Linked DNA regions of Homo sapiens: region 1 is linked to region 2. A link is a loop called in an ENCODE intact Hi-C map of the cell type or tissue named here. Cell type or tissue: PC-9. All regions are shown on one strand. Each heading gives the region's core, and the rest is flanking DNA. Links, peaks and the distances in the headings are about the cores only. Region 1 overlaps MGAT4C (MGAT4 family member C). Region 2 holds the start of LOC105369877 (a long non-coding RNA gene).

What was found. A loop is a pair of places that touch in the nucleus more often than their neighbours do. Peaks named below come from ENCODE experiments on the same cell type or tissue, not always from the same donor. Only the 100,000 strongest peaks of a DNase experiment are listed, where the experiment ranks them.
Region 1: it touches region 2 in a loop (3.0-fold over the local background); 3 of 110 quality-filtered maps call a loop at or near these places.

Annotation. Positions count from the first base shown.
Region 1 is chr12:85,957,126-85,973,850 of GRCh38, reverse strand. MGAT4C (MGAT4 family member C) reads left to right here. Exons shown (of 5, transcript NM_001351288.2): 5 at 1-16,725. Among named protein-coding and RNA genes, the nearest start is that of NTS, 91 kb to the right of the region's middle. In PC-9, for the core only: no CTCF peak of the experiment used is centred there; no DNase peak of the experiment used is centred there.
Region 2 is chr12:86,258,109-86,274,833 of GRCh38, reverse strand. LOC105369877 (a long non-coding RNA gene) reads right to left here and starts at 12,821. Exons shown (of 3, transcript XR_001749240.2): 1 at 7,486-12,821; 2 at 5,123-5,195; 3 at 2,570-4,270. It also overlaps a transcript of MGAT4C not described here. RefSeq lists an enhancer at 9,856-10,539. In PC-9, for the core only: no CTCF peak of the experiment used is centred there; a DNase peak (open chromatin) is centred at 9,523; H3K4me3 peaks cover 1,749 bases; H3K27ac peaks cover 1,445 bases.

The DNA.
Region 1 (16,725 bases), core at 4,997-12,996, 300 kb after region 2:
TCTGAATATCTTTTCTGAAAAACATGGATTTGAGACCAAAGCAGTTTTTGATTTGACTGTTGTTTCAGCTTTCATTTCACTCTGTCTAGACGGTCTCTTAGAAGATTTACCAAAAAGTTAAATTGATTATGTGAGAAAGTGATAGGTAAATTGTATATGACCATAGAAGTACAATTAAATTAAGAATATAGCATGATCAAATTTTCACATTATATTGGATTAAAAAGTACCCTAAGTAGCCATCTCCTTAAAGTAGGTGAGCCAAAGACATAATAATAAAATATTCAATATTTTTCTATAAAATACAAATTTCCATGAGGCACACATACATTAAATTTAATATAAAGAGAATCATTACTTTATTTAAGAGTTGTTTAAAGGTGCACAACAACAGTGAGTTACCAATATTCAGAACCTTAGTCTATAATTTCAATGTACTGTAAGTTACTACAGCTTTAACCACAATAGCTGGCATAACCTAAATCATTCTGCCCAAATACAGGTAATTATAGTTTTGATGTATAAAAATTACCAAAATAAATGCATATATAAAGCAATAGAGGCTGAGAGTGTTCATAATTGAAAGCTAACTATTGCAAAAATATTTTAAATATTTAATTTATAGTGCACTCGAAGTTCTGGAAGAGACGTAGGATTTGTCTCTTCCACCCTTTCCCTCACTTTACCGTTTATTATGAAGGTACCAAAAGTATGGCACAGAGATATGTGGCAGTTCCACATATCTCAATCAACAAAGCTCTAACTCTATTAGAAACTAGACATTTAAAAAGTACTTTTTTTGTAACTTCATCTGAGTCAGGTTTCTCATTGAATAATAATCTGTCAGTTTTGTCTATAGTATGTTCCAATTGGAAAATGTTTAAGGTAGTACATGCCTCTTTTCTCCATAAAATACCCCACATTTGTTTAACTATTTGACATAGTCCTATTTTTTCCATCTTTAATAATTGATAAAATTTTCCCTACTTTTAAACATATGTATGTATTTTCTGCCACACTTAAACTTTGTTATTCCACGTTGTAACTTACTTCATCAATGAGTGAAAGTATAGTTCCAAAAAGTTAGAATAATTATCTCAGATCCTTTATCATAATTGTCCAATTATCTCAGATCCTTTATCATAATTGTCCATCCTTTAATGTAATCCGGTTTTCAATACAAGTAACACTTGCATTCTTACAACTGTGCATTTTTGGTCACTAAAGGACCATGTGACGATATCAGTAGTTGTCAGGAGTTATTCACTACCCTTAGAAAATAAACTCGGTAATGTAAACTATATCCCACACTTTAACAATTAATACTGTTGAATGACATTGAAGGATTGTATCTTTTTTTAATAAAGAAGCAATATATTAAAAATAATTAAAACTCCTAAAGTCTTTTTTTTTGTTTTAGAAATCAGTCTCAATTTTCAAAAGGGCATTTGATATCTGCTAATAAAATGAACAAATAGTTTTTCTTTAAATGAAAATATCTATAAGCTTAGCTGTGTGTAGAAGTACATAATAAATAAGTTGTCCATTTTGAATAAAAATTAAAATCCTATTAATGCAGTTGTAACTTCTCTTCTTAACATTTCTTAAGCTCTAAAACAAACATAATTAGACACATTTTCTGTTGCATGTGGCATCTTTACCCACCATAATTTGGTAATCAGTCATATCAAAATCACTTACAAGAACCAACTATTTTTGGAAAAACATTTAGAAAATTTGTCACAAATTGTCAAGAAGATTTTCAAGACATATATATGAATTGTCTGTAATGTAATGGTTGGGGATATTTTCATTAAATCCATAAACCAATGTATGTATGCTGCCCTCTAACTTTCTGCTGAGTTACTGTAGTCAATGGTAAATATAGTCAAAGTAGAAAAGACACATTCACCCTGAATATTCCCAACAACCTATCTCTCATTCAATTCTGACTATTGACAAAGTACTCCTTTCAATTATTGTGGTAAGGAGGCCTTTCTGAGCATCCAGATGTGTAAAAATAACAACAGGGGAAATGTTACAAACATGAGGTAAAAGGATGCAGAGGAAAAGTTGTACTTCATGATTTTGCCTCAAGCAAGTTCTTCTTTCCTGTCAGCATTGCAAATTACCATAGCTCGACTTGCTTGTATTCAAGCAAATCAAAACTTGACTCCCTGAGAGGGTCAAAAGACAATTTTGGTACGTATCTAGTGTTTTTACTTACTAGAACAAACAGGTCAAGTTTATTCTTAATGAAGTTAAAATTTCAAATTAAACCTGAAGCTCTAGTGTTTTCCATTTTACTAAGTGGATAAACACTTTTCTGCCATGGGATGAACTACAATGAGATGTTTGAATTGATTTGGGCAATTGATTTGGGCAATGATGAGTCATGTGTTTGCTACAAAAGTGATACAAAATATAAGTGTCCTTCAAGTTAAAGCAATCTAAACCGATCATCTTTGAAAAGTTAACAACATATTTTGTAATATTTGTTTCCTAGCAAATTTTTCAGTTGTCCAAACCAAGGTAATGTAGATAAAGCTACATATTTTCACTCAGCGTACCACCAAATAACTGGGTGCCCAATAGTGTTGATCTGATGCACTACTAAAATTAGTTACCATAAAAATTATTTTCTTTTATAAGAAGAAAGTGAAATTTGTTTAATTATTTTGATATCTTTTATCCTTATGAATATATATATCAATGTTAATTTTTTATGAATAATTAAATTTATTATAAATGCACTAATTTTTCAACATTCTTCTGATTTTCATCAGTAAATTGAATAACCATTGTTGCAATGAAATTTACATATTGCTCTCATAATATGAAATTTTACAAGGTATAATTTCACTTAACACAAACAATAGTCCTCATACCACTTTTTCATTTTAACTTTAATCTCATTATTTATGTGATTAAGTTTGCAATTTTAGCCACTCATGTGTTAGGAGCAATAGAGATTGACATTATGTAGGTAGGAAAATACATTTTTAGTAACTTAAGAAACAAGTTGTACATACTATATCAACATTTCACATTAGTGAATTTATTATCTTGCTGTATAAACTTTAATAAAAACAATTATTTTTATTTAAATTATTTAAGGTTCCTCTATTTGACTTCAAAGCAAAATAATATCTGAATTGTACAAGCACTGTGAATTTGTAATAGTCTAATCACAGTCTAATCACTAAATTCAATTAGTACTTTACTAAATTTCTTACAGTATGCTCAGGACAAATAATTTATTGAAATGAGTATACTCAGGATGGAGTTATTTTCATGCAAACTTAAAAATTACAAGACATGTTTAGAAGAATTATAGCTGGATAACACTAAACATTCACAAGTTTTAAGTTAGCATAAGGGGATTTATAAGTAATGTGCCTACGTTCATAATCAATTTAACAGTTTTCACTAACTTGACCCAATAATTTAGGGTGTATTTCCAGACCACAAGATAAAACTAAATTTTGTCCATTTTTACCAGATGATTCAAAATTTACCATTTGATTCATTTCTTAATAAAACTGCCTGTCAATCTACTAGACTAAATAAGAATATAAATAATTCAATATTATTTATATAAACAAAATCAATGGAAAATGACAATTTTATCTAATTTAATCAATGCCTGTGACTTAGCAAAGATATTCAGTTCAATTTAACAATCTTTATGAATTAATATTTCCTTAGGAATTATGTAGCTAAATTATATTAATAATCCATATTTATTGAAGGGTAAAGGCCACAGAGTGAGACTAAATTATCTAGGTCCAGAGAAAAGGCATCTAGGGCAATAAGGAAACGAAACAAATATAACAAATAACTTCTAATTTACAGATCACTTAATGTAAGCTCAGCCAAGAACAATGCTTACTACATAAATATGTTCCAAGCAACTATGAGACACTGTGTGAAGATTTCATGTGCATTTCACTGTCTATTTAATAGATTAAACAACCATATAAGGTAAGAGGTATTAAAAAAGCTAAAGAGCATATGAAAAATAGGGTTTTACTAACTTGTCCAAGGTCACATAACTAATAAATGAAAGAGAGAGCATTGGATTTCAGGTTTGTGTAATTCAAAATCTATGCCCCTTATCACTATTATACATTGCCTCCTAACTATAATAATAATTTATTGAAAACCCATTTGTCTAAGATGGGATTTTCTGGATGATATGACTATATTAAAATAACATTAAATAGTTGAAAAATGAATTTAAATAATTAGTTTCTTCATGTAAAACATTTTTTTCTCATTTTTTAAACTTGAACATCTAAAACACTTGCTTCTGTAATTCCACTGAACCACAACCTAATTTCTGTTATTCCAAAAAGAAAATAAAAACTCATGGGCTCTGGGTACACTAAAAGACTCCAAAAATTATAACTTTGTATTAATCATATAATAGTCTTTCATAACACCAGCCCCAAACATACCAAACTGGTAGTTAGACAGTATGTATGCAACATTTTTTGTGTGATTAACTATGTTTCTAAATTTCAGCTATTATTTCGGATGTTGGAAAACATCAGTAAACCCCAAAGTTGTGTTTATTGGCCTATAGCTTACATGAACTGAGTGTTTAATATGTATTTGGTACTCTCCTAATCGGTACTTCCATTACCTATGAAAGTAATGATTATAACAAGTCATCATGCAAAAGAATCATCTTTTCAATATATTGAAAATGTGTGTTTCAGACTACTGAATTCTTCCCTGTAAATCTAGGATAGATCTAGGAATTGGCACTTTCAATGTATTTTAGTTAACACTGATGCAGATTGTCCATTCACTCCTTTTAGAAACACTACATTACATCCTTACAAGTCTATGAAGTATTAAAACAGAAATGACTATTATTATTGCTACTTCAGTGATGAAGAATCTCAAAGTTTGAGTTAAGTGATGTATCAAAACTCTGACCTTGTTAGTGAAATATTAAGCCCAGTTCATCTCAACATTATTAACCTCTGCTCACACTTGTCTAAATTACTAGTTTTTAAGTCTGGCTGTTCATTAACATCTCTGGGGAAGAATTTCACCCATTCCTGAGCTCCATGCTCAGAGTTATCATAATTGTTCTGGAGTTTCCAGGCATCAGCATACTTTTAAAATTCTTCCTAAGTGATCCTAATGTGCAGACAGATTTGACAACCACGGAGCAACTAAGACTGTACCACAGTAAAATTCCAAAACTTCCCATTTATCCAGTTTGAAAGATTATAGATTAGAAAACATGATGACAAGCGTAGATTATTCTGTGTTGTTTCCTGCCCTTTTTAGGTATTTCAATACTATTATTGTTGTACTGAAAAATAAAAGTTCCAGTCAATTTTTATGGTTTTGCTGGGTTTATAGAGAACACTCTGCATGCCTTCCTATTGAATCTGGGACTCTCGTTTTTGGAGAACTACGTAAGTGATCTGTTTTCCTGAGTCTTGACATATGCACCTTATTAATTAGAGACTATAAATCCACTTTTTAACACATAAAATCTAATGATGACATCTTTGTAGATATTGAAATTCAAGAATATAAACAGCATTGCCTTCAACCCACTGCTGTTTGTAAACTGAGCTGCCTTCCTCTTTCCACAAAATTAACTAAACATATTCAAGAAAGAAGGAGAAAAACTATCAGTTTTCCACAGTGGACTTTTTTTCATAAATCCTTCAAATGTCAGCATGTATGCCTTGTCTCATTTAGTCATAGCCCATATGATCCAAATCTCCAATTTATTTGTTTTTCTTTTTCCAAGAACTGGGTACTTTAAAAATTTGTCAAATTTTTAAATTTCAGATAGCTGAAACAGAACAAGTCATATTGACTTGCTCTAAGTGTTTAAAAGGTTTGAGGTTATTGATATAGGCCTCAATATATTTCCACAAATGAAATAATGTATTTACATAGAGATCTAAAAAGTGTACGAAACTTGAGATAGCTATTTGAGTCAAGAAAAACAAGGACTGTGAATAGTGTAAATTATGTAAATATACACAGATAATTCACACACACATATTCACACATAGTTCCAAGGATTCCCCTATATCAATTCCAACTCAAAATTTCTCAGTCATTTCTGGCTAAAGAGAAACATGTCCATTTAATTAAAATCACTTTTAAAAAATCTGATCATCTATTCTTTATGAGATCAATGAATACATTATTTTAATGCTCTGTCTTATTTAAAATATTTTTCTACATAGTGTTGCTAGCTAAAATGAGGCTTTTTTAAATAAATGGATACACCTCAAAATAATAATTTGAGATCAGTTTCATCTTGGACTTATATGATTTTCAGATTTTATCTGCATAAAATTAGATTTTCTGGAAAACTAATTTGTATTACTTATTTTCTCTGTATAAACCTTGCTGAAAATGAAAACTAATAAGCTTGAATTTATGGGTTTTATGTATTTTAAAACGTAATGTATAGAGATTTCTTATAATTATTTGACAGCTTCAAGATAACCAGTTTTTTCTTTAAACATTCCACTGATTAATACAAAAAGTAACATTTTTTTCATGAGATGAAATGAAACTTGTTCTTAGGCAAACATCACTTAATTAAAGCAATTTATAGTGAATACACTCAATTAACTGATTATGAACCTGCAACACCAAAAGATTTACCAGATTTGTTCACAATTTTACTGCTAGCTGATATCAAATAAGAAAAAGACAAATCAATGTTATATCTTCAGGAACTAATAACTTTTTTCATCCTGCAAGTTTGTGAATTCAAAAAAACTATTTTCAAATAACTAAGAATTTTTTTATTATTATACTTTAAGTTTTAGGGTACATGTGCACAACTTGCAGGTTTGTTACATATGTATACCTGTGCCATGTTGGTGTGCTGCACCCATTAACTCGTCATTTAACATTAGGTATATCTCCTAATGCTATCCCTCCCCCCTCCCCTGACCCCACAACAGGCCCAGTGTGTGATGTTCCCCTTCCTGTGTCTATGTGTTCTCAATGTTCAGTTCCCACCTATGAGAACATGCAGTGTTTGGTTTTTTTGTCGTTGCAATAGTTTGCTGAGAATGATGGTTTCCAGCTTCATCCATGTCCCTACAAAGGACATGAACTCATCATTTTTTATGGCTGCATAGTATTCCATGGTGTATATGTGCCACATTTTCTTAATCCAGTCTATCATTGTTGGACATTTGGATTGGTTCCAAGTCTTTGCTATTGTGAATAGTGCCGCAATAAACATACGTGTGCATGTGTCTTTATAGAAGCATGATTTATAATCCTTTGGGTATATACCCAGTAATGGGATGGCTGGGTCAAATGGTATTTCTAAAAGAACTAAGAATTTTTAAAAAGATTTTGGTTATGTAATTAGAGTGCACAATAGAATAAAACAGCCAGGTTTTATATTTTCACTGGCAAATGATAAAGAGACAACTTTGATTAAATACTCATAATTTTTATAAAACCTCCAAAGTTTCAAAGTAGGTAGATGATGGGTAATAATTAAATAGAGTGACAGTGTTATATGCCAGGTTAAAAAAAAAAGAGACATGCGGCTTCATCCACAAGCTTAGCAAAATATGAGAAAGTAAGAAACTGTGGCCAAATCAGATAAACATAAATGAGAATAAGTTGTAGAAACTGACCTTCAAGTTAATAATTAAATCAGATGGTATCATTTTCCTCCATCTGGTTATTATTGTTTAGATTTTTAATAGTACAAAAATAAATGTTTTATGAATTATTTTGGATGCAATTACAGTAAATAACCATAATATAAAATGTCTCATAATAGGAAAATAATGCCTGACACTTTTAATTACTTAACATACCTTTTTATACATTTTTTAATGTCATTTATTTGGCAGCTATTTAAGGAGTGCCCTCTGTATCCTGGGCCATCTCTTTCTATCCAGAGTCCTACAAGTCACCTTGTATCATTATTAGGATATAGTATAAAAATTTGTCCACTTTTAAATGGAGAAATAATACAGATAAGTAAAAAAATGATGTAATAATTTGAGTTCTGTACATGACTCAGAGACTTGGACAGAATTGACAATTCTAAGTTTTTAAGTTAAACCAAAGCTGAAATTTCTAATCATTTAGAAGCTAGGAAAAGTTCTGTTTCAAATTCAATTGATCACTTCATGAACAGTTTGTTCATAATTACTTCTTCTCTGCCTTTCAGCGTAGTCTTGTTCAATTGTTCAGAGTGTCCTTTTTTTTTTTTTTTTTTTTTTTTGAGACAGAGTCTCACTCTTTTGCCCAGGCCGGACTGCAGTGGCACTATCTCCGCTCACTGCAAGTTCCACCTCCTGGGGTCACGCCATTCTCCTGCCTCAGCCTCCCGAGTAGCTGGGAGTACAGGCGCCCGCCACCACGCCCGGCTAATTTTTTGTATTTTTAGTAGAGACGGGGTTTCACCTTGTTAGCCAGGATGCTCTCGATCTCCTGACCTCGTGATCCTCCCGCCTCGGCCTCACAAAGTGCTGGGATTACATGCGTGAGCCACCGCGCCGGGCCCAGAGTGTCCTTATTCCCAAGTTCGTGATTTTCATAATAGTAAGAGAACAAAAAACAAATCTTACAAGCAATAAATTTTATAAATAGTCTTCTCTTAAGATGCAGAACACCAACATGGCACATGTATACATATGTAACAAACCTGCACGTTATGCACATGTACCCTAAAACTTAAAGTATAATAAAAATAAACAAATAAATAAATATTCAACACCTCACTCTAATTGGAAAGGAAATGTGCCTACAGAAGTTAAAGCACATTCTATGAGTTTTAATCTTAGGTGCCAAGAAGGATCCATGACCTCCACATTTGACAGAGAATAGAAAGACTCCACGGTTTTCATCATAATCCAAGGGAGGTCAGTAATAGTTTATTTGCATTTCTCGAGGGCTCTCTGGGGCCTCACTATCTTACATAAAAGTGAGTTTAATCATAGGACTTTCAGACATTAGCCCACAGATGGGACATATATTTTGGGATGGAGAACTTTTAATAAATCACATTACCTAGGTGGCCTCTCATTCTACTTCTCCATATGGCAGACTCTGTAGGAAAAAAAAATGCTTCCTATAATGTTTCTTCTTTACCACAGAACTGTCAGAGGAAACAGCCGAGAAAAACTTAAAACTAAGCTACAATATTTGGCAAAAATAATGGTAGTTTTCAGAGGAGAAGCAATTTTTCTGGCGTATATGTAGGATAAGAGTATCTTACCTTCCTTAAATAATGTTATCTTTACCAGTAAACATGATGTATTTGCCTTAACCTAGTCAATTTCCTTTACCTGAATTCCCTTAAGTTTAAAATCATAATTTTTCAAGATAAGGTTCTAGTCTTAGGAATGTTGCTTAAGAACCTGAAATAGAATGATACTATTATTTCATCCTGGTATTAAAATCTCTAAAATTTTCTACAAAACTAACATTCTATGTGTTCTGTGGCCAATGTGATAATAAATCCTTGCATAACAACAGAGAAAAATATCCTATACATTTGTCTTACATTTTTGCAAAATAAAGAAAATATTTTGGAATTAAACTAATTTCAAAATCCAAGAATTTCTATGAAAGAATTTTTTAGCAGTAACCACAGATGAAAAGAATATCATTTAGTATCTCTTCATAGTGTCTTTATAACATAATCTAATCATTGGTGTTTTATAATCTTTCATAATTTTTCATATATTTGATAAATCCTGATGTTGGGTTTATTTCTGTTGAAACACCAGTAATTGTTTTATGTCACTTTGACTTTTTTCTATAGTTTTGTTTTCTGCTTGTTTATCTAAATTATCATCATAGTTGTAATCTGAGAACTAGGCAAACATAGGTACTTTTGACTATCACTTTGGGGTGATACTATTTACCCAATATGATTTTTTCCCATTTTACTCTTGAAGTATCCTGTTGCTTACTCTTTTGTGTATGCATACATTTGAAACATATGACCTCCCAAGCATTCTACTTTCTCTTATTTTACTTATTGTGTTGGCTTTACTGTTTATGTATGATTTAACATAAATAATTATTTTGTTTTCTCTCTCCCATCACCCACCCCATTTACACGTTACAACAAGACTTCATCAGCCCTGGGGTCATGATTTGAATTATATTATCTGTGCCATTAAACAACCTTGAGCCTCAATAATATCTGTTCAGATTTTTTCAATGGCTATTGTTCATTGATAATTACATTCTGGGGACATGCCAGAATGAAATCTCATGGTTTCTCAGCCACAAAGATTTGTTAAGAATCAAATTCAAAGGTATTTGACTTGGTATTTATGATTCATGGCAAACCCAAGCATAATCTTTAGCAGATCTTTAAGCTTCCTGAGCTTATAAGCAAACTCTGTGTGTGTCTGTGTGTATGTGTGTGTGTTCCTATGTGGGTAAATTTTTCTTGATAGCATCTCTGTGCTTTCATCATTATCAAAAAGTTTCAGGACCCCAAAATGGTTAAGAAACACTGACTATGTGCTAGTTACATTTCAAGAATATATTTCTACATAAAAATGTTGTATTTATTCTAAAGGCAAAAGCCATGGAACAATGTGTACTTTTAAAATATTTATGAGGAATTAAAAATTCAATTATTATAATTTTTCCATTTTAAAATTTTAGGATGTGATTTTGTAATAGCCTCCAAAAAACATTTAAAGCACCCAAGTAATTAAACTAGTAAAAGTTCCTTATAAACCAGAAAGCAAAACTATTTTCCAAATGGGCAATAAAAATATTACTTTTGCATGTAAATAGTTGTTTAAGTGAATTTATTGTTTATATTAATTAAATTCTTTTGGACAATTTGCCACTTAAAAAGATCAGTGTTTGAACTCTAGGAAATACTTGTTTATGTAATTTTTTTTGCAAGTAGGTAAGAAAAGTATATTTCATTATCAAATAGCTACCCTGCAATACTAACATAAACAGCTATTTACCCATTTAGACTTAACTATTCAGTCAATTACACAACAGTCTTACCATGTTATTTAATGAGTGGAACAAAAATAAAGGTCTTTATAACAGATAAAATATTTCATTTATATAATGAAATAAAATATCTTGGGATTAATAAAAATAATGATTTTTTTCATCCTATGTAAAATGTAGTTGATAGCACTGATATATTAATAATGTTATGGGTGAAGTTTACAGTTCATTACAAGTTGAATGTACTTAAACAATCTACATCCTTCACTCCTTCATTCAATCATTTAATTCAGCCATTCCTTATTTGACAAATGTGATTTGTCAAATCACATTACTAAATGTATTATACATTTAGTAATAACCATACATATCATGTTGAATTGTTGTGAGGATAAAAAAGTAAACAATGTTCAATTATTGTTAATATTTTATTTTATAATTAATTATAAAATTTTATATAATTATATAATTATATAATTAATTATATAATTTTACTTCATTGGATGTTGTAAATTGCTCTGGTTTAGCCTTTAGACATTTGAATCAAAATGGTCAAATTAGTCTCTAAATTCAGACATTGACTTTGTTCTGCAGATCTCAAAACGAAAGATATGTTGGGATATTTAGACCAGAATGCATGTGAAAATACTACATGAATGAATGTATTTGACACTGATCTTGAGATGACAATCTACAGTCCTACAATAATTATTCTAACTCCATGTTCTCTTTCGTGCACACTAGCTAGAGCACATCTCACCCACTGACATTGGAATCTATCCTTTCGTAAGTTATTTTTAACGTCTTAGGATGACTTTTATAAATTGAAGATTTAAGAGTTTCTAAGGGGACTGTAGGTATATTCTACTGTTGTGTTTACCACATGTTCCATTCAGATACACAAAAGAAATGAATAAAACTGGACATAGCACACAGTCTCACTGCTTTGATGGGCAATGATTTTTGACAATGGGTAATTAACTCTTACATCATTAAGTTCCATCGTCACAGAATAACCTTAGAATCCTAATAAAATCCCACGGCTTCAAATTGTATTTAATAGCTGCCAATCCAAGCCTCCTGACTATGCTAATCTATTATTTAGAATAAATGAAAAGTGTGTATCAATTTGCCTATTATAATACAAAGTGGGAACTCTCATGCCAACAAGGTTAGGCCAGAAAAATTCAAATAAATTGGAGATGTGTTTTGATACATTTTCTTCCGTTGCTCTTATTGTATCTGACATGGAAATTTCCTTAGGGTGAAGTTTATATAGTGACAAGCATATACAATATTCTTGAGGTATTAGGCCACAGTCAGAAAAAGAGAATATAGGAGGAATTATGTGGTAGAGGATGATAAAAGATTAGAAGTTGAAACTATACCATATATAATTTTATATATATACATAATTATCTTGATTATAACCTAAATTGTAAAATCTCAATATTATTAGTACCATCCCCAGACACATTCCCTTTGTTTCTTAAATTTTTACTCTCCAAAAATGGGAATCACAGAAACAGAAGATGCTTAAATGTTCATGTTAGGCATTTTTTTCTGAGCTCATAAAAGATTATTTGATCATTTAATGTGTTTTTCTCTCCAATAAGACTGTAAAAAGTTCAGTGTTTCGAGGCTGCTAAACAATGCCCATAGAGTTGACAGTCTCAAGAATGACTGGAAAATGATGGAGTTGGATGCTATAGGTCATACTTTATAAATCTGACTGAAGGAGAATTAGAATACTAATGAGAGTCAACAACAATTTTCTTACCTGCTCCCAATTTGTAATTCTTGCCCTGGTGGCACATATATTACAAGGAGAATATTGTTTTCAAATTTATAGTCAGAAAGTCATTTAGGTGACTGACTTTGTTTTTTAAATAGTAAGTTGACTGTCTTGTTTAAAAATGCATAGTGCCCTGGAAAGTTATGTGAATACAATGATTTATTTTAAGTAAAGGGTAGTTTTATAAAATAAAGTGCCAAACATCATATAAATAAATATTTACAGGCTCAGTATCAATCAAATCAGTGGTAAGAGTGAATTTTTTCAATGTATGACTTTCATATCAAATTTTTTTTTGGTGATTCAGCTTAATAGGAGTTTATGGTATGGGCCCATTCACGTTATATCCAAATAAACAAAAATTATCTAGAGTTGTTCATGCCATCATTTCCTTCAGCACAGTCTTCAAAGTAGTTTTCTCATTACCCACTTTGAAAGATATTTCCAAGGAGAGGATAATGCAACCCATTCTATATGTGAATAATGGGTGGGACACAGGCCAATAATCATGATCCAAATTAGTCTGAAAATCAAAGGAGTAAGGGGAGAAAAAAAGAATGAAGGATTAATTGATTTGCTGAGAGCATGTCACATGCTAATTGTTGTTTTACATTTTTCATCTATGTCTCTCATGTGATTCAGACCACAAATCTGTGTGATAAGTATTGTTATCCTTATTCTACCAATGACGACACAGTAGTGAAGTCATAATTCAGACTTGAAATTCTGTCTTCTCTCAATTTTCATCCCAAAATTAGATATCCTCGATGCCAGTTCGGATTCTCTTATTCAATGAGAAAATCACTTCCTTTTCGGCCCTTGTCATCTTTGTCTGTATAACAAGGGGATAAGACAAAGACGTTTGATGAAAATTTCTTCAAGTTGTATCATGTTTTTATTCTTAGTGGGTAGTCCTTTGTAAGTCTGCATACGGCTGGCTGGTGACACAATGTGGGCACCATAGACCGAAAAATAAAATTACTGAAAAGGCGAAGTATACTTTCCAAAAATTAGACTCTAATCAATGTAGTCCGTGCAACAATTTTCTTTAATACCGAATTGCATTTTATATAGCTATTTGCACAGATCTTCACAATAAAACCATAAGAAAAGGAGAATAGGATATTATCTTCACAGTTCTACAGAGGAGTAAAAAAACTGACCTTGATCTAAATAAGTTTAGAGGTGGATTTTAATCCTTTAATAAGCAAAAGACATATAATAAAATTGATAAATGACAATATCAATACTTTATCTAAAAGTAATTTCATAAAGAAACAAAGCCAAAATTGATTCAGTTAACATAAAAAAGAGTTAACCCAGAAGAAAACAATGAATATTGATCTCGATTTCAGCAAGCAGAAAATAAAAAAAAAAAAAAAGCAGAAAAAAGTGAGAAATTGTTAAGGTGAGTGAAAGATGAGCGGCGGTTGCTCTGAGAAACTACAACACAACTTATTTATTCAAGTGGCTGGGTCAGATTTAAAGATGTGATTTCAATAACTTTTTTGAATAGAGTGTTGTACCTTTGTCTAAAGTAGTAAAATTCATTTGAATTAAAGCTGAATATGGGTTTTCCTCCTCAAATCCAATTCAATTCCAAGGTTTGAAATTGCAGGGGCTCCTGAGAAGAAATGGCAAAAATAAAAAAGAGAAAGAGAGAGAAAGGGGAAGAGAAAAGGAAAAAAGAAAAATCTATAACTTGAAGCCCTGTAAAGCAAAGATTTACCAAACTTTAGATTTTATACCCCCTCTTTTTTCAGCATATCCAAATAAATTTACATGATCTTATGAGTGTAAATCTTCTAGTCTTCATGAGATTTTTCCAGCTTTTCTGCCTTTTAGATTGACATTTCTAGTTGCTTAAGGTTTCTTCTTCAAAGCAATGGGTATAAAACATGTGATTATTATTAAACAGTTATGGAAAATACCATCTTTATTCCACCACTTTATCAGGTAGAACTTGAAGGTAAAATAAAGTTTGGATGCTGAGTCTACATGTATTGTATTGTATTGTATTGTATTGTATTGTATTGTATTGTATTGTATTGTATTGTATTGTATAGTGGTTACCAGAGATTTAATAACATAGCAGAAGTAACTGAATCGCCTCCTCTGCCCTATGCACTTGTATTTTTTTTATTTCAAAAATGCCAGGAAGATAAGTGTATGCAAAAATATAAAGTTTGTAAAATTTTATACAACTTAATCTATTTGATCATTAGTTAAGTAAGCTTAACTAAATTAAAAATGTATTTTATTGCTACTTTTTTTAACTCTCTAAAGAATACATTTATGTTTTTGAAGGAGCTTTAATTTAGTAACAGTTAATCTTTTTATTAATTTTAGTAAAAATAATCATACCCTTTTAATAATAAAAATTAAACTTTAAGTCTTTAAAATTGCTAGTTGTAAGTGAATTTGTCAAAGATTAATTCATAGTTGCCAACACTTACTGAACAGGTAGATAAAATTAACTTTGTTTATTTAACAAATAACTTGGTGCTTTCTAGTTAGTTTAAAAATATCAATAATTGTTTCCTCACATGTATTTATGTCCTTCCTTCACAGCATATAGTCAACCATAGAGACTCAATGTAAAGTATTATGATAATTTATATGTCTGAGAAAATAAGAAGATTGATTCATTGAAAAGTTAAATGAATTTGAGATACAGGTATTTCTGACTGCCTAGTTACACTGTATGAAATACTTTAAAAACTGGCCAGGCGTGGTGGCTCATGCCTGTAATCCCGGTACTTTGAGAGGCCAAGAACTCCTGAAATCAGGAGCTCAAGACCAGCCTGACCAACAAGGTGAAACTCCATCTCTACTAAAAATACAAAACATTATCTGAGTGTGGTAGAGCACGCCTGTGGTCCTAGCTACTCAGGCGGCCGAGGCAGGATAATCACTTGAATCTGGGAGTCGGAGGTTTTGGTAAGCAGAGATTATGCCACTGCACTCCAGCCTGGACAACAGAGCAAGACTCTGTCTCAAAACAAAAACAAGCAAACAAACACACACACACACACACACACACACACACAAAAACACTTAGAAAAACTGTAAACAATTCAGTCTTGTATTTGGAAGAATGGTGACTTGTAAATTTTGCTGTACATTAATGACAAGTCTCTCACTCAAATAAAGATAACCTAAGTAAAATAATTTATGTCAGATGAAAACATTCCAAATTTTCTTGGAGAAAAAGCAACAAAAGCCAATAAATAAAGGTGGTTCCCATTACCTATTTAATTATTTAATATCTTAAACTATTATTAAATGCATGCACCACCTGCACTACCCTGACCGATTAACCCCTTAGCTGAAGGAGTTCAGTTTGTATTTTTACCATATGATCTGTCTAGATTCACTCTTTTCAGGATTGATAGATTTTTTTTTTCTTTTTTCTTTTTTTTTTTTTTTTGCTTTCTTATTCAACTCTACAGTAAAAGAAAATCTGTGGTTTTATTTGACATAACAGAGCTATCTTCAGCCATAGCTAGAAGGAGGATAGTAGGATAAAGGTCAATTTTTGTCTTCCTTCACAGCTAACAGATATATGTAGCATGCTTAATAATAACTCTCAAAGTCTGTTGCTCAACCTCCCAAACCATTAATTTCCTTCTAGCCACTGCTAGAGTTCATGCATGTCATGAAAGGAAGGCTAGAGGGACAATTTCTGTATGCATATCTCTGGCCCATGCCCTTCAATGAGACCCAAATATAATTAATTTCTGGGATTTTTGCAATAAATAATATGAGATGACCTCATTATAGAATGAGGGGCAAGATCCTTGGCCTTGGTCTTTCACAAATAATATGACTTTATTTACAGATGAAGAAAATAAAATAAAAATTAAACATAAACTTTCCTCAACTTCCTGCTTTTAGCCCAGGTAGCATGTTATTACTATTTCTTTTATAAACAACTGAGTTCTGACTAACAGTCTTTAAGA
Region 2 (16,725 bases), core at 5,596-13,595:
GACTTTCAAGCCTGCTTCTGTATTCTGCCCTGGCAAGTCTGGAGGCAAACAACTGACCCCAGTATTATGTTTCACCTTAATGTAATAGAATGACTCCAGCCAATCTGGGTATATAATGTGGACAGAGGATGGCTAAATATTCTTCTATTAAATACTACTTTTGCTTTTCATATAGCCCATGAAAACTTAATTATGGAACATTCCATCTGTAAATCTGCCCAGGAGTTCTTGGTTATTGTCTAGCAGCCATTTTTTAACATTATTATCTGGTGCAAAAACTCGGTAGCCAAATTTACTTTCAAGGGTTTGTTCTATAAATTGATGAAGATTGCCTCTATTGCTTTACATTATGTTGACTTGTATTCATATTAAAAAATATAATCTCTAGCACAATGGCAGTTTTATCAATGGGAAACATATATAACTATATACTATACTATATATATAGTTAAATAATTATTTAGATGATATCCACTTTTTAAAGACTAGAGTGTCTTTGAGTGTGATATCGATTGGATATATGTCCCCACCCAAATCTCATGTCAAATTTTAATCTTGAATGTTGGAAGTGGAACCTGGTAGGAAGTAATTGGATCTTGGAGGTGATTCTCATTAATAGTTTAGCACCATCCGGTTGGTGCTGTTCTCCTGATAATGAGTGACTTGTCATGAGATCTGGTTGTTTAAAAGTGTGTAGCACCTCTTCCCTCACTCTCTTTGTTGCTCCTTCTCCTGCTGTGTAAGACAAGTGCTCCCTCTTAGGGGAGCTTACAAATTATCTGCCATGATTGTAATTTTCCTGAGGCATCCCCAGGAGCTGAGCAGATGCCAGCATTACGCTCTTTGTACCACCTGTGGAACTGTCAACCAGTTAAGCCTCTTTTCTTTATAAATTACATGGTATTTTTTTATAGCAATGCCAGAACGGTCTAATACAAGGTGCAAGTACCATTAAAGTTTTTGAGCTTCAGAGCTGCATAAAGTTTCTGTTGGATTAAAACTATTTGTGGTTTCATGATACGTTGAATTATTGGGGTTTCATCACTAGGCCCTCTTATCACTTATATATTCACTCTGTTATCGTATGCAGTGTATACACTGGCAAATCTCTTAAGTTTTGTAGATTACTGGGGTCTCACTACAAGACCCTCATTTTATTTATATAATGACCCTATGTTATGGTATATAATCTGTACACTGATGAATTTCCACATTGTGACTCCAGGTCTCATCTCTTATCTCTCAGTTTCATAGTTGGACAGTCCAATTTTCACTTAAAATTAAAGATTATGTATGTTGCATGCAGATTTAAAATTAAACATGCTTCCTGTATATATTTGTTTGTATTGGTTTTTATCATAATAAATAGTAACATTCAATCATTTTGCCATAAACTTGGGAAACAATATTTATATATTTCTCCTCTAAATATATTTAACAAATATGTCTATATTTTTCTTATGTTCCATTAGTCTAAGAGCCTTGTCTTTCAATTTATTTAATTGTTATAAAGTACCAAAGAAATAAATATTGTTACTAATCTATAAATGAGAAGTCTAAGATACAGGAAAATCAAGTAACTTGCCCAAGATCACACAGCTGGTAAATAATGAAGTCAGAATTGTAATCCAGTAATTTAACCTCAAAAATTTGTTTCTTTAATCAACATCCATGCTACATCCAGGAAATTGATCTTGTCAACTCTTGTTTTTCAAATATTTCTCCAATCCTGCTTGCTAACATGCTATCTACACCACTAATATCTCCAGTTTAAAGGACTCCAAAAAGTCTCCTATTTTTTTTCTGTTCTAAGAAAACAGGAAATAATTAATGGACACTTCATTAATATTAAAAAAGAGCTATGTTGCTGTTTATGATGTAGAGGGTCATTGTCAGGCAAACCTAACATCAGGTCCTTTGTCCGCCATCTGTACAATGAATGCAAATATTTAATTAATTTAATTTATTTATTTATTTATTTGAGACAGGGTCTCACTTTGTCACCCAGGCTGGAGTGTGTTGGCATGATCACTGCTTACTGTAGCTTCGACCTCCCAGGCTCAATGTGACCCTCCCAGTGCAGCCTCCTGAGTAGCTGGGATCACAGGTACATGCCACCACACCTGGCTAATTTTTGTATTTGTTTGTAGAGTTGGGGATTCACCATGTTACCCAGGCTGGTTTCCAACTCCTGAGCTCAAGCAATCTGCCCACCTCAGCCTCCCAAAGTACTGGAATTATAGGCATGAGCTGCACCTGGAAGAGATTTATTTTAGATATCATTATTGCATTAGTTTTTAGTTGAGGATTGTTTAGAAAAAAAAAATCTCTCTTAGGTATCCTAGGTGAAGGAACATCTGTTTAAAATAATACAAATCTTAACAATATTGTATCATGGTTTCTTTAAAAAAATAACAATTCTACTTCTAGTAATATAGCCAAAGAATTGAACGCATAGGCTCAAATACATGTCTGTGTACCAACATTCATAACAGCACCATTCACACTAGCCAAAACATGGAAACAATCCAAATGTCCATCTAAGGATAAATAGACAATATGTGGCCTATATAGACAATGAAGTATTATTCAGTCTTACGAATAAATAATTTTTTTATTTACACAAATTTATGGGATATGTGGGAAATTGTGTTACAGGTATATAATGCATAGCAATCAAGTCAGTGTATTTAGGATATTCATAACATGAGCCCCAGTATATTTTTGTTAAGTATATTTACCCTACTCTACTATAAATATTGAATTTATTCCTTCTATCTTGCTGTATGTTTATACCCTTTAACCAGTTCTCTTCATCCTCTTCCCTTCCCTGACTCACCTTTCCCAGTTTCTGTAGTTTCATTGTCTATCTCTATGTGATCAAATATTTTTAATCTCACATATAAGTGAGAACATGTGATATTTGCCAATTTGTGCCGGATTCATTTCACTTAAGATAATGACCTCCCAGTTCTATCCTTGTTGCTGCAAATGACAGGATTCCATTCTTTTCTAATGACTGAATAATAGTCCATGCTGTATATATACCAAATATTCTCTACTCCATCATCTATTGATGAAAACTAATTGGTTCCACATATTTGCTATTGTGGATAGTGCTGCAATAAACATGCAAGTGCAGGTTTCCCTTGGACATATTCATTCTTTTTTGTTCAGACCGATACCCAAGTAATGAGATTACTGGATCAAATGGTAATACTATTTTCAGTTTTTTGGAAAATCTCTATACTGTTTTAATAGTTTGCACCCCCACCAACAATATGTAAGTGTTCCCTTTTTTCCACATCTTCATCAACATCTGTTGTCTTTTTAATAATAATCATTTTGACAGGTATAAGATGGTAGCTTATTGTGCTTTTAACTTAATCAGTAATGATTAGTGATATTGACTGATCATTTTTTATACACCTGTGGCCATTTGTGTTTTCTTCTGAAAAATATCTATTCATGTCCTTTGCCCGCTGTTGTATGGGATTATTTGTAATTAGTTGGTCTTTTCCTGTTCAGTTGTTTGAGTTCCTTTTATATTCTTGACATTAGGCCCCTGTTGGGTGGATAGTTTGCAAATATTTTCTCTCATTCAACAGGTTTTCTCCTCACTGTGTTGTTTCCTCTGCTGTGCAGAAGCTGTTTAGTTTAATATAGCCCCACTTGTCTGTTTTTGTTTTTGTTGCTTGTGCTTTTGAGGTCTTCATAAATGTTTTGCCTAGACAAATGTCCAAAATACTTTTTCCTAGATTTTCTTTTAGTATTTTTTGTATTTTCTTGTCTTATATTTAAATCTTTAATTTGTTGTAAGTTAATTGTTGCATGTGTGGAAGATAGAATTCCAGTTTTATTTGTCTGCATTTGGCTCTCCAATTTTTCCAGCACCATTTATTGAAGAGGGTTCTCTTTCCTCAATGTAAGCTCTTGTCATCTTTGTCGAAGATTAGTTAGTTATAAATACATGACATTTTCTGCTTTTTAAATTGTTTCATTGTTCCATGTGTGTATTTTTACCAATACCATGTCGTTTACTATAGCCTTGTAATGTATTTTGAAGTCAGGTAGTGTGATGTGATGCCTTCAGCTTTGTCCTTTCAGCTCAGGATTGCTTGCACTATTTGCACTTTTCTTTTTCGGTTACATATAAATTTTTAAATTGTTTTTGCTAATTTTGTGAAGAATGATGTTGATATTTTGATGGGGATTGCATTGAATCTAGAAGTAAGTGAAATTCTAACACATGCTGCAACATGGATGAAACCTGAAAAAAATATGGTAAGTAAAATAAGCCAGACAAAAAAGAACAAACATTGTATGATTTTAATTATATGAAATTCCTAGAGTAGTCAAATTCATAGAGACAGAAAATAGAATTGTGGTTGCTAGGGGCTGGAAGGAGAAAGGTATGGGGAGTTCTTTTTTAATGGTACAGAGTTCCACTATGGGCTGGGCTCAGTGGCTCACACCTGTAATCCCAGCACTTTGGGAGGCCGAGGCGGGCGGATCACCTGAGGTCAGGAGTTCGAGACCAGCCTGGCCAACATTTTTTAGTAGAGATGAAACCCTGTCTCTCCTAAAAAAGTGCCAAAAATTAGCTGGGCATGGCGGTGTGCACCTGTAATCCCAGCTACTTGGGAGGCTGAGGCCGGAGAATCTCTTGAACCCAGGGGGCAGATGTTGCAGTGAGCCGCGATCATGCCACTGCACTCCAGCCTGGAGGACAGAGTGAGACTCTGTCTCAAAAGAAAAACAAAACAAAACAAAACATAACAAAACAAAACAAAAACAGAGATCCACTACGGGAGGTGAAAAGTGCTAGAGAAGGATGATGGTGATGCTTGTACAACAGCGTGAATATACTTTATGATACTGACCTGTACAACCAAAATGGTTTAAAATAATAAACTTTATGTTATATATATTTTATCACAATAAAAAACTACAATTCATATGGATACACAAGAAGAATCAAGTAACATTTTCAAGGAGATTGGGAACCAGGGTACCATCAAAAATATCAACAAAATAACTATATTGACTTTTTATGCATTCTTTCCTCCATTAATATAGTCTAAATCTCATAATATCTTCATTTCAATATTCAAGTGCTCACCTATATGCCAAGTCTTCATGAAGTTAGGGTCATTAAGCACAAAGAAGATATTGCCATTTTTGAGGCAGTTTCTCTAAGAAGAAAAATGAGGAGAAAGTGAAAAATACTGGAGATCTCTTCTACACCTGGCAACCAGGAAAAAAAAAAACAAAAAAACCTGAATTGGAGAGTTTATAATTCAGTTAACACTGTAAAACTGTCTTTGTCCTAAGTGCCACAGGACTGGAATATACTAACAATCACATTTTATGACTGTAGTTAAATTGGAATTTTCTTGACTACTGTCAAGAAATGTTAATAGAATTAAGGATCAGGACTACACTTATATAAATGACCAAAAGAAAAAAAAATAAACTTTACTTAAATATTTCTTGGAAATAAGTAGAAATGAGCCCATATCTCAGTATTATAATAAAGACAAATATGTAGATGAGGTAAGACCTATCTAAAGATATTCTAAGTGACATAATGATATAAAACACTTAAGCAGGTTATTTCCAAATAGATATAATTATAACAACTTTGTGCTCTACAATTTTTTGAAGAACTCATAAATATCTGCTGAAGGCCTATGAGGAGCTCACAACAATTAAATAAAATGTCATGAGGTTAGTGAAAACTCCACATAGTGTGAGAATTAAAAGAAAAGAATATATATATATATATATATATATATATATATATATATATATATATATGTAAGTATGAAAGAATATATACAAAAGGCAAATGAGATGTGTATGTGTGTGAGGGTGGGTTGATGGTGTTCGAAAGGGGTACTGTAATATCTCCTCTACTTGTTTTTCAGGCAAAAAAAAAACACCCTTTCTTTTTTATTTTAAATGTATATGCATAATTACTAAGAAGAAAAAAATGTGCCACTTTACTTTCTTTCAGAATAATAATATTTCTTGGTAAAAACTGAAATAAACAATAAAAATGAATTTATTGTTGGCAGAGCCAAAAAATACATGTGTATGTATGTGTGTGTGTATGTGTATATATATATATGTGTATATATATGTATATATGTATATATATATATATGTAGTTAATATCCTTTTGTTTGTTTGAGCAGTAAGCCAATTAAATAACTACAACAAAATATTTTATTAAGGTTGTATCTTCTCTTTACTAATGTTTTTAATGGACCCTTCAAAAATCTATGAGTCCGTAAAAGTATGGTAGATAGTAGGTTTAAAAGGGAAAAAATAAAGGTTTCAATATACATTCACTGAAGTGAAGAAGATGAAGAAAAAAAAATCCTTTATATATCATGTATTTTTCAATGTTTTTAAATCTATATGAGCAAAATTTTGACATAGTAAGTAACTCTTTTGTGATGGGCCAGTTGAATATATTAATACAATGAAGTGTGTAACAAAGAGATGGAGACCTGACAGCCAGAGTCCAAAGTCTGGCTTTCAATTAAGGATGTCTTTAGCTAAAAGACTTTGGGCTAGTTGACTAAAAATTTCATTTTTCACATCTGTAAAATTTGTAGGCTGAATGAGATGGTGAGATCAATAATTTCTAAGGCCATCAGTAGCTGTACAACTCCATAAGTCTGTAAGACTGATGAAAGCATTCTCCTTATGGCTTAAAAGAATTTATAATTCAAGGTTGACATACACAGCTATCTTTCTAAGCATCTTCTCTAATGAGATCCCTTGATACTTCAAATCTAACTTCACCCCAGGAATCTGGGGATGTCGCTATGAGTTTCAATATATTCTAATGCCACCAAAACCTATTTCTGTCCTACTGCCACTATGTTAGTCATATTTTGGTAAGAAAAATTAAATTAGAGTTACTCAGGAATTGCATTGCTTGTTTGCAATTGATACGTCTACATAATTCTATGAATTCCATATTATAAGTGAAAATCTGGTTCTAAGATCTTAACAATACTTCTTCCCAAATCAAGAGAAGTCTAAATTTTTACTTTAAAAATATGTTCATCTTTGCTCTGCATTTATTCAATGGTGTTCCAGTCTAGGCCTACTTACTAGCTTGTACTGACTTCAGATATTTTTATAACGTTCCATTCTCTTTATGGTTTATTTATTCCCCCCTTTATTGAATTACTACAGTCTAGTGCATATAAAAATATTTGAAAGAACAGCTGTGAATTAAAAAGACAGCTCTGAACTATACAGATTTAATAAATCTAAAATTTTATTTAAAATTTATAAATTCTTTGTTTCTTTCTGTCTGTTTTTGCGTCTTGGTAGAATTTTGAAGTGGTGCCACTTGATTCCTTTCTCCTCTTCCTTTGTGTAATTGCTTTACTAGTGATCTGTATAATTTCAGGTGTCTTCATGATGGTGAACATCTACCTTTCACTTCCAAGTTTAAGATACCTTTGAGTGTTGCTTGTAGGTCCCGTCTAGTGGTGATGAATTCCCTCAGCATGGAAATGCAGCCTACCAAAATCTGTGAGATACAGCAAAGCAGTGCTAAGAGAGAACTTTATAGCTTCAATATCTGCATTAAAAAAGTAGAAAGATTACAAATTAACAATCTAATAATACACTTGAAGGGACTAGAAAAGCAAAAACAAACCAAAACTGCAGAAGAAAAGAAATAACAAAGTCAGAGCCGATCTAAATGAAAAAAGACCAAAAAAAAATTACAAAAGATAAAACAAAACTAGATTATTTGAGTAGACAAACAAAACTGATAAACTAACCAATAAGAGACAGGAGACAATAAAAGTAGAATCAAAAGTGAAAAAGGAGATATGAAATATAAAAGATCATTAGAGAATATTATGAATAACTATATACTCACAAACTAAAAAGGCTAAAGGAAATAGATAAATTCCTGGAAACATGCATCTTCCTAAGATTGAACCAAGAAAAAATTTAAAAACCTGAGCAGGCCAATAAACAGCAGCAAGATTGAGTCAGTAATAAAAAAAAAAATCTTTCAACAAAGAAAATCCCAGTGCCAGATGGATTTACAGCCAAATTCTACCAAAGGTATGAAGAACTAATAGCAATCCTTCTGAAACTGTTCAAAAAATTGAGGAAGAGGGAATTTTTTCTAACTCATTCTAGGAGGCCATTATCACCTTGATACCAAAACCAGACAAGGACACAATCACAACAACAAAACTCCAGAACAATATCCCTTATAATCATAGACACAAAATTTTCAGCAAAATACTAGCAAACCAAATACAACAGCATATCAAAAAGATAATACACCACAATAAATTCGGTTTTACACCAGGGATGCAAAGATGATTAAACATATGCTGACCAGTAAATATGATACAGTATATAAACAGAATGAAGGACAAAAACCCTATGATCATCTCAATAGATGCAAATAAAGCACTTGATAAAATTCAACATATTTTCATGATAAAACCCTCATTTAACTAGGCATTGAAGGAACATGCCTCAAAATAATAAATGTCATATATGACAAACCCATAGCCAATATCATACTGAATTAGGAAAAGTTGAAAGCACTTCCCCTAAGAACTGGAGCAAGACAAGAATGCCCGCTTGCACCACACCTATTCAACATAGTACTAGAAGTCCTAGCCAGAGCAACAAGGCAAGAGAAAGAAATAAAAGGTATACAAACTCGAAAAGAGCAAGTCAAGTTATCTTTGCTTATTTAAGATATAATCTTACAGGTGGAAAAACCTAAAAATTCTAGAAAAAGCTCTTAAATTTGATAAATGAATTCAGTAAACTTGAAGGATACAAAAAAGCATACAAAAATCAGTAGTGTTTCTATGGACCAGCAACAATTTAGCTGAGAACCAAATCAAGAAGGTAATCTCATTTACAATAGCTACAAAAATAAATATAAATACCTAAGAATATATTTAACCAAGGAAGTAAAAGATCTTTGGTGAAACACTGATGAAAGAAATTGTAGATGACACAAATAAAAAATATCCCAAGCTCATGGACTGGAAACACAAATATCATTAAAATGACCATACTTTCATTGAATCTGCGGATTCATTGAAATCTATATCAAAATACCAATGTCATTTTTCACAGAATTAGATAAAGCAAACCTAAAATGTATATGAAACCAAAAAGACCCTGAATGGCCAAAGTGATCCAAAGCAAAAGGAAAAAACCTGGAGGTATCACATCGCCTGACTTCAAATTTTATTACAAGGCTTAGAACAACGTGGTACTGGTATAAAAAACAGGCACGTAAATCAATGGAACAGAATAGAGAACCCGGAAATAAAGTCACATACTTATAGCCAACTGGTATTTGACAAAGTAAACAAGAATACACATTGGGGAAAGGACACCCTTTTCAATAAACAGTGGTGGGAAGATTGAATGGCCACATGAAGAAAAATGAAACTGTCACAGGATCCTTGGGGTGTTGTTTCGCCAGCTGGGAACCTCTGTGGCTGGTGACGCTTTTGCCTGAGTTTTGCTCGGGCCTGCTGGGCTCGTTCTGCCTGTTTTGGCCTGGCAGGCTGCGCTTGGCTCGCGCTACTGGCCTGGATGTCACACCTGACATGGGTGAGCCAGGCGTGGAGCAGTGAGGGATGTATGAGGGAGCGAGGTGGGGTCTGGCCACTGCGCACAGCCAGGCATGCCGGCTGGGGGTCGGGGGGTGGGGCAGCTCCAGGTGCCCGCACGGGTGCCGGCTCCCTGTGAGGCTGCGGCTAGACCAGGCTTACTGCAAGCAGCTTCCATGGCTGGCACCAGGGAACGCAGTAGCGCCCAGAAGATTGGAGATGCCAGGAACCGCAGAGCCCCAAAGAGGGTGTCACAGCCCATGCTCGTCAGTGCCCAAAATCCAGAGAGGGCTGAGGCGGCAGGGGCCTGATGTGTCAGCACTGCCCCAAGAGTGGGCACAGCCGACTGGGTTTGTGACAGCACCTGGGCTTGGCCTCAACTTTGCTCTGAGATCGGAGAGGGCGCCGGGAGAGGCCAGGCAGTGAGAGCAGGCACTTCTGAGCCTGCTGGGGCAAGGGGCTGCTTCCCGGGCCCGGAGAGTGCAGAGATGCTTGGGTCCGTAGCCATGGCTTGGGCGGCTGTAGCTGCACCCCAGGAGGCGGGGACCCTGCCTGTCCCTGGCCCCCAAGAGCACAGAAATGCCCGGGTCCGCACACACAGCTGGGTGGCTGCAGCTTCACCTGGGAAGCAGGAGGCTCCTGCCCAGCTAACTCGGAAGGGGGCGGGACTTCCACCTGTTCCTTGCTTCCCTTGGCTCTGTGGAGTGCGCAGCCCCCTCCCCGCCTCCCCCGCTGCAGCCCGCGTCTTCGCAGTGGCAGCTCCAGACGGGCCTCTCCTGCAATCAAAACGGGGCCCTCAAACAACAAAAACAAACAAACACGGCTCCTATCCCCTATCTCTCACCATATACAAAAATAAATTAAAAATATATCAAAGACATAAACATAAGACTTGAAGCTATAAAAATACTAGAAGGAAACCTAGGAAAAACTCATTTGGATATTGGTCTAGGCAAATAATTTATGACTAAGACCTCAAAAGTACACGCAACAAAAATAGACAAACTGAACTTAAACTAAAAAGCTTCTGCACAGCAAAAGAAACAATCAACAGAGAGAGCTGACAACCTGTTGAACGGGAGAAAATATTTGCAGACTATGCATTTGGCAGGGGACTAATATCCAGGATGTAGAAAGAACTCAAATAACCCACCAACAACAACCCCCCACCCCAAAACAAGTAATCCAATTAAAAAGTGGGCAAAATACATTAATAGACACTTCTCAAAAGAAGACATACAAATGACCAATAGGTATATGAAAAAATGCTCAACATCACTAAGCATCTGAAAAATGCAAATTAAAAGCACAATGAGATATAATATGCCTGTCAAAATGGCTATTAGAAAGACAAAAAATACCAGATTTTAGTGAGAATTTAGAGAAAAGGGAACTCTCATATACTGTTGGTGGGAATGTAAATTAGTACAAGCTTTATGGACAACAGTATGGAGATTTCTTGAAGAACTAAAAGTATAACTACAATTTCATACAGCAGTCACACTACTGGGTATCTCCCCAAAAGAAAAAAGATCAATGAATCAAAAAGATATCTGCACTGATAGGCTCATCGCAGCACTATTTATAGTAGCAAAGACATTGAATCAACTTAAGTGTCATCAATAGATGATTGAATAAAGAAAATTTGGCATATATACACAATGGAGTACTATTCAGCCAAAAAAATATGAAATTATGACATTTGCAGCAACATGGACAAAATTGGAGGACATTATCTGAAATGAAATATGTCAGACACAGAAAGACAAATATTGTGTATTCTCAGTCATAAGTGGACATACAAATGTAGAAACATGGACATAGAGAGTATAATGATAGATAATAGTGACTCAGAAGGGTGACAGGATGAGATAGAGTGGGTGAAGAGAAATTACTGAATGGGTATAATGTAAAGTATTTGGGTGATAGATACCCTAAAAGCCTTGAATTGACCTCTTTGTGATGGATGCATGTAACAAAACTGCACTTGTATCCCGTAAATTTACACAAATAAAAATTTAGAATATTTGTTTGGCTCTTCCAATCTAGACCCATATCACTGATCTTTGGTTTCATCTACCAATTTATGGGGTTACAACCCCATAATTACATTTGAAATTACATTTGAAAAAGAAATGTAAGTTACATTTGGAAAAGAAAGCTTTCACCTTTATATAGTAGGGTAAAAATCACTCTTTTAATAGAAAATATATAAAATAAAACCTTTTAAACAAATGACAAAGTTTTTACAGTCAACATTACTATATCTAGGAATAAAGTTGAAAAATATTCCATATGGAAATCCAGTCGGTCAAAAATTTTGGAAGTACAAATAATAAGTAAAATATTTTAGTAAGTGCTAGAAAACATATTAAAATGGCTTATCTTTTCTCTAATTCTGACTGCAGGCAGAAATTACCTTTAAAAGGTTTATCAAATACAAGTGATGTTTAAAATTAGAAAATTAAAAATAAATTCCAATTTCATGCCAAAGTTTTTAATATGCATATTTTGTGTAGTATACTAGAATATCTATATATGAATGTACTCTAAAAATGAATCATATGCCTAAGAGAGTAAGCAAAAGCAGACAGAATGTCTGCTTTCAAGAACCTAGTGGAAGATACAAACATCTTAAAAGTCACAGAAGTAAATCTATTGCAATGATAAATGCAACAAAAGAGAGCTATCAGGATATAAGGTCACTTAAAGAGATTTGATTTAATAAGCTAGGCAAGAATGACTTCTTTGAAAAGGGATAGCTGATCTGGAATGAGTAGAGACACCTAGATAAAAAGAAAGATGGCATGCATAGAAAAGTATTTAGAATAGAAAGCATATGCAAAGAGCCTGTGGCTGAAAGATACAATATGACTATGAGTGACTGATAGATTCAAATGGCTTGACATGTGAGAATAAGGAGTAATATGAAAGGAAGAATGGGTAGAAAGCATTCCAGGTAGAAACAACTGTCTGGATATATGAACATGCTCTGTAACAAAATAAATTATGGAAGAAATGGGACTGAAACTTGTCATTTGCGATGGAGAAGAGAGAAACACAACAGTGAGATGAGAAGGCTAGTGGAAGGTAAGGCTAGAGAGATTGTGGTCAGATCATACAGGACATTGTAAACTATATTAAATTTATGCCTAGTGTTCTAATATTGGAACGCTAAGCATGTGGGAGTTATTTATATCCTACTGCTCAATGTCATAGCCAAGATCTGATTGCAAAAATTCAAAAAATTGCAACCTGAGGCATAAATGGGTTAAAGGGGTTGCCTTTCTCCTTATAAGAACAAGAACTTCTGAAGGATTTTAAACAAGGCATGAATGTGGTGGGGGAGGGATGTTAAGAGTTTCCTTCATTTACATTCTGTAATGTGATTCTTACTTCCCTTCACTGTAATTCTTACTTCCTTACAAGGCAGAGTGAAACCCCAAGGTACAACACACTTCTGGTATGCTCTCAATTAATCATGAACTCCATTACACCTAATCAATTCAAGATGATTCAGAAGGTACTTGAGTGCCTTGATATGCCTCTTGGTCTTGGTTGTGCATATTGAAAATCAATAGAGTACGATAGATACACGGGTTGCAAAATATTGGTCTGAATCAGTCATGACATTATTATATATCTTAAAAGTTACTTTTCTCAGGAAATTGCTTCTAATAGCTTGCTGATGTTTTTTTACTAATTCAAATGAGGAACAGAAATATTTGACATTTCAGCCTTCTAGGTAAACTTTCGTTTATGTTAACTGACCAGTAAGAAAATTGGTCTGGTATATTTTATTTAAGGTTTCAAGCTCTCCCTTGACTAAGGTTTCCTTGAAACTGAAGTATGAGTCATATTCATGTTTGCATCATAGCAATTAATTCAATGTCTGGCATTATATAAGGTCTTCAATTTTTGTCTATTGAATGAATAGAAGTGAAGTTGATGCAATTTGGGTTTTTAAATATGTTCTGCTGCAGAGGTTCACCAATTCTTAAAATGTCAAATCAATTCAATACATGTTTAATGAGCTACTACTCTGTACAAGGTAGTGCTAGACAAGTATTTATAACTGCCACACAAATGTTTTAAGATGCTGCTTCTCTCAGACACAGTTTTACTTTATCATGTGCTCCATTGTTCCTCATGGTTCTGTTTAATACTTATGAGTAGCTATATATGATGTTTAATGAACAAAACCTTCATTTGAGTAGCTATATATGCTGTTTAATGAACAAACCTTTCTCTTCAATGGAAAAAAAAGGTATATAGCTTTGTTTCTGTTTCAAAGATATTTTTATTATATAAAAATATAATGGGATATGGGAAAAATTTGTCCCTTGAGCAATTACCAATTAGCAAGTACTAAATAATGATCTAAATAATTTATATAATATATTTCTCTTTTTAATAACTTTAAGAAGCCTTTGAGAAAGATCACAAGTTAGACAACATTGTTCAGGGAAGGTAAATAACTTGCTCCTTGTCATGGTGCATAAAATATACAGTCAATAATTGAACAGAAGAATCTCTGACTTACACTCTATGCTCTGATCCAATTCTAATAGTGGAGCTATTCTAGAGAAAGTAAGTGCAGATAATAACTAACTCTGCTTCATTTCCTATGGAAACACACCTTACTATGAAAATAATTTGATTTGGAGGTTTCTTTCTATTAGGAAATTGGCACATTGTAAATTATTCAATGTTAACTTTGATAAATTTAAAAATAAAAGGTAGTAGGCTTCTGGCTATTTCTGCCTATCAGGGTATGGCTGTGCCTGCATCATATTCTAATTTTAAAAGGCCCTAAGTAACCACATAGCTATTAAACAGGGTACATTGAGAAACGAGTTTAGAATTAAGACAGTACTTTAAGGGACAGATGTGCTTACTTTCAGTGGGAGCAAGGGGTTGAAACAATAAAAGGTGGGTGGGAGCCAGCTGTGGACAACAAGCGTTTTTACAAGGGCATGTTTCTCTTTTGTCTCTGTGTTTTTAATTCTCTTACCACCTAATTCTCTGCAAACATATTAATAAGTATTTGATATAAATTTTTATTTGATACTCCAACTTGTCCTTCCATTTTTTGAGCAGATTTAATTTTAATATACCCTAATGCAATAAAGCCTATTTATCTGTTAATTATGTGTCTATGTAGTAAAATAATGCTAATGAATAGTAAAATGCCTACATTAAAATTGGTTAGCTTCCTCTCACCACATTCAACAAATTTTTTTCTTGAATTACAGGTGTTACAATTGTAACAATGTTGTTCAAAAAAAGGAAAAAACAAAATAAGACTTTTCATATCTAGTGTTGTATGCTTTATGACATGGGGCTATTATGTTACTAGTCAGGGTGCTGAGTTATGAAAACTATTGAAATGATCTTATTATAGATATTTACTAATATACATTTACTGAGAATGAAGCTTAAATTGATGTCTATAGAGTGTTTTGCCCCCTCATATTAAACTTTTACACACTATTAAAGTTAAAATATTTTATATTCTCTGAACTCACAAATGCTAGCTGGCCATTTTAGTTGGAGGAATGTAATAAATAATGAGACAACGTTGGTAAATTCATTCTCAAATGCAGTGTTTGTTATTATTCCTTTATGAAATTAGAGCTATATGCAGCATTTTACTTTTCCACATGTGTATATTAAATAGAATATTCAAGAAATGACACCATCCTTTTATTTTTCTTGTAGTTTCTTAAAGTTTTAACATTTTTACATTTAGAATTTTTTTTACATTTTGTAATCAGGTTGTATTTCTTAATAATATTATTTTAGTATAGTAGAAAACAGTTACGTGTCTTATTATCAATGTTCACATCACATACACACTATCTTATTTTTGACCTTAACCCAGATACATGTGCAGACTGATGTCCAAGTATCATCAGACTTTTTTCCAAAGGACATTCTGAAAATAAATTACTGAAAGGTCTTGAAGTTTAGTATCTCTACTTTTCCAAAAGAAACACCACTAAAAAATCACAAAAAAATTTTATAAATTCTACTAATTATTACTTTCTAATGATTTCTCCCCACTGTAAGAGAATATATGTATATATATTTTCTTCTGTCCTTATGTATAAAATATACTTTGGAGTAATAAAACTGATATTCATATATGAACTATTATATCCTGTATTTATCTGAATGTTCCTGAGTGTATAAATGTAATTATTTAAAACTAAAATATAAATTCTGTCCTAATAAATAAATACAAAATTTGAAGTTGACTTAATGTATGTGATAAAGATTCACTCATTATTCTAGTCCAACGTTAGTATGAAGTATTTCTAGTACATTATCTTTTTTCCTATCAATTTTCCTAGGAATTAAAGTATAAGCCAATAATTTTGTTAATTTTTAAACAATTCAAATTTTAAATATGAAATTATTTTCATATGTAATAAGTGTATGTCCTTAAAATACTAAGTAATTCATTAGAGACTCCATCTTGTATAATATTTAAGCATTGAAATCTATATTCTTAAAAAATCTCACTGACATATTTTAATAACAAAAACCAGCTTTCTTTACTAGGTACCTTATTCACTTGTAAACAAATTTTGTGTAGGATGTGGGTTATTGATACAAAATGCCTATACGTTGATACCTGTGGAAATTGACAAATAAATAAATGAACAAACAAACAAAAATGCCTGCAGAGCCCTAGGAGTATTTAAGTTTCCCAATCTTTATATTGCTGTATTTCTCTAGGCACATTATATGTGGCATTCTGTCACCCAAACAAATGCAAAACAAATAAGAGAGGTTATGATTTCTGTGCACTAAAATCACCAGAAAATACATTTGTCTTTAAAAATTAACTGAATGTAGATAGATAGATAGATAGATAGATAGATAGATAGATAGATAGATAGATAGATTATATCCTGTTGCATGTAGAAAACATGCTGAAATTATTCTGGGAGGGTTAAAACTCCAAAACAAACAAACAAAAAAAAAATTGAGTGAGTCAGTGTTATAAATCAAGTTAATTTGCAACATTATTTTTGAGTTGAAATATTAAGGGTTTAACATATTTATATCATTATTTTGAGGG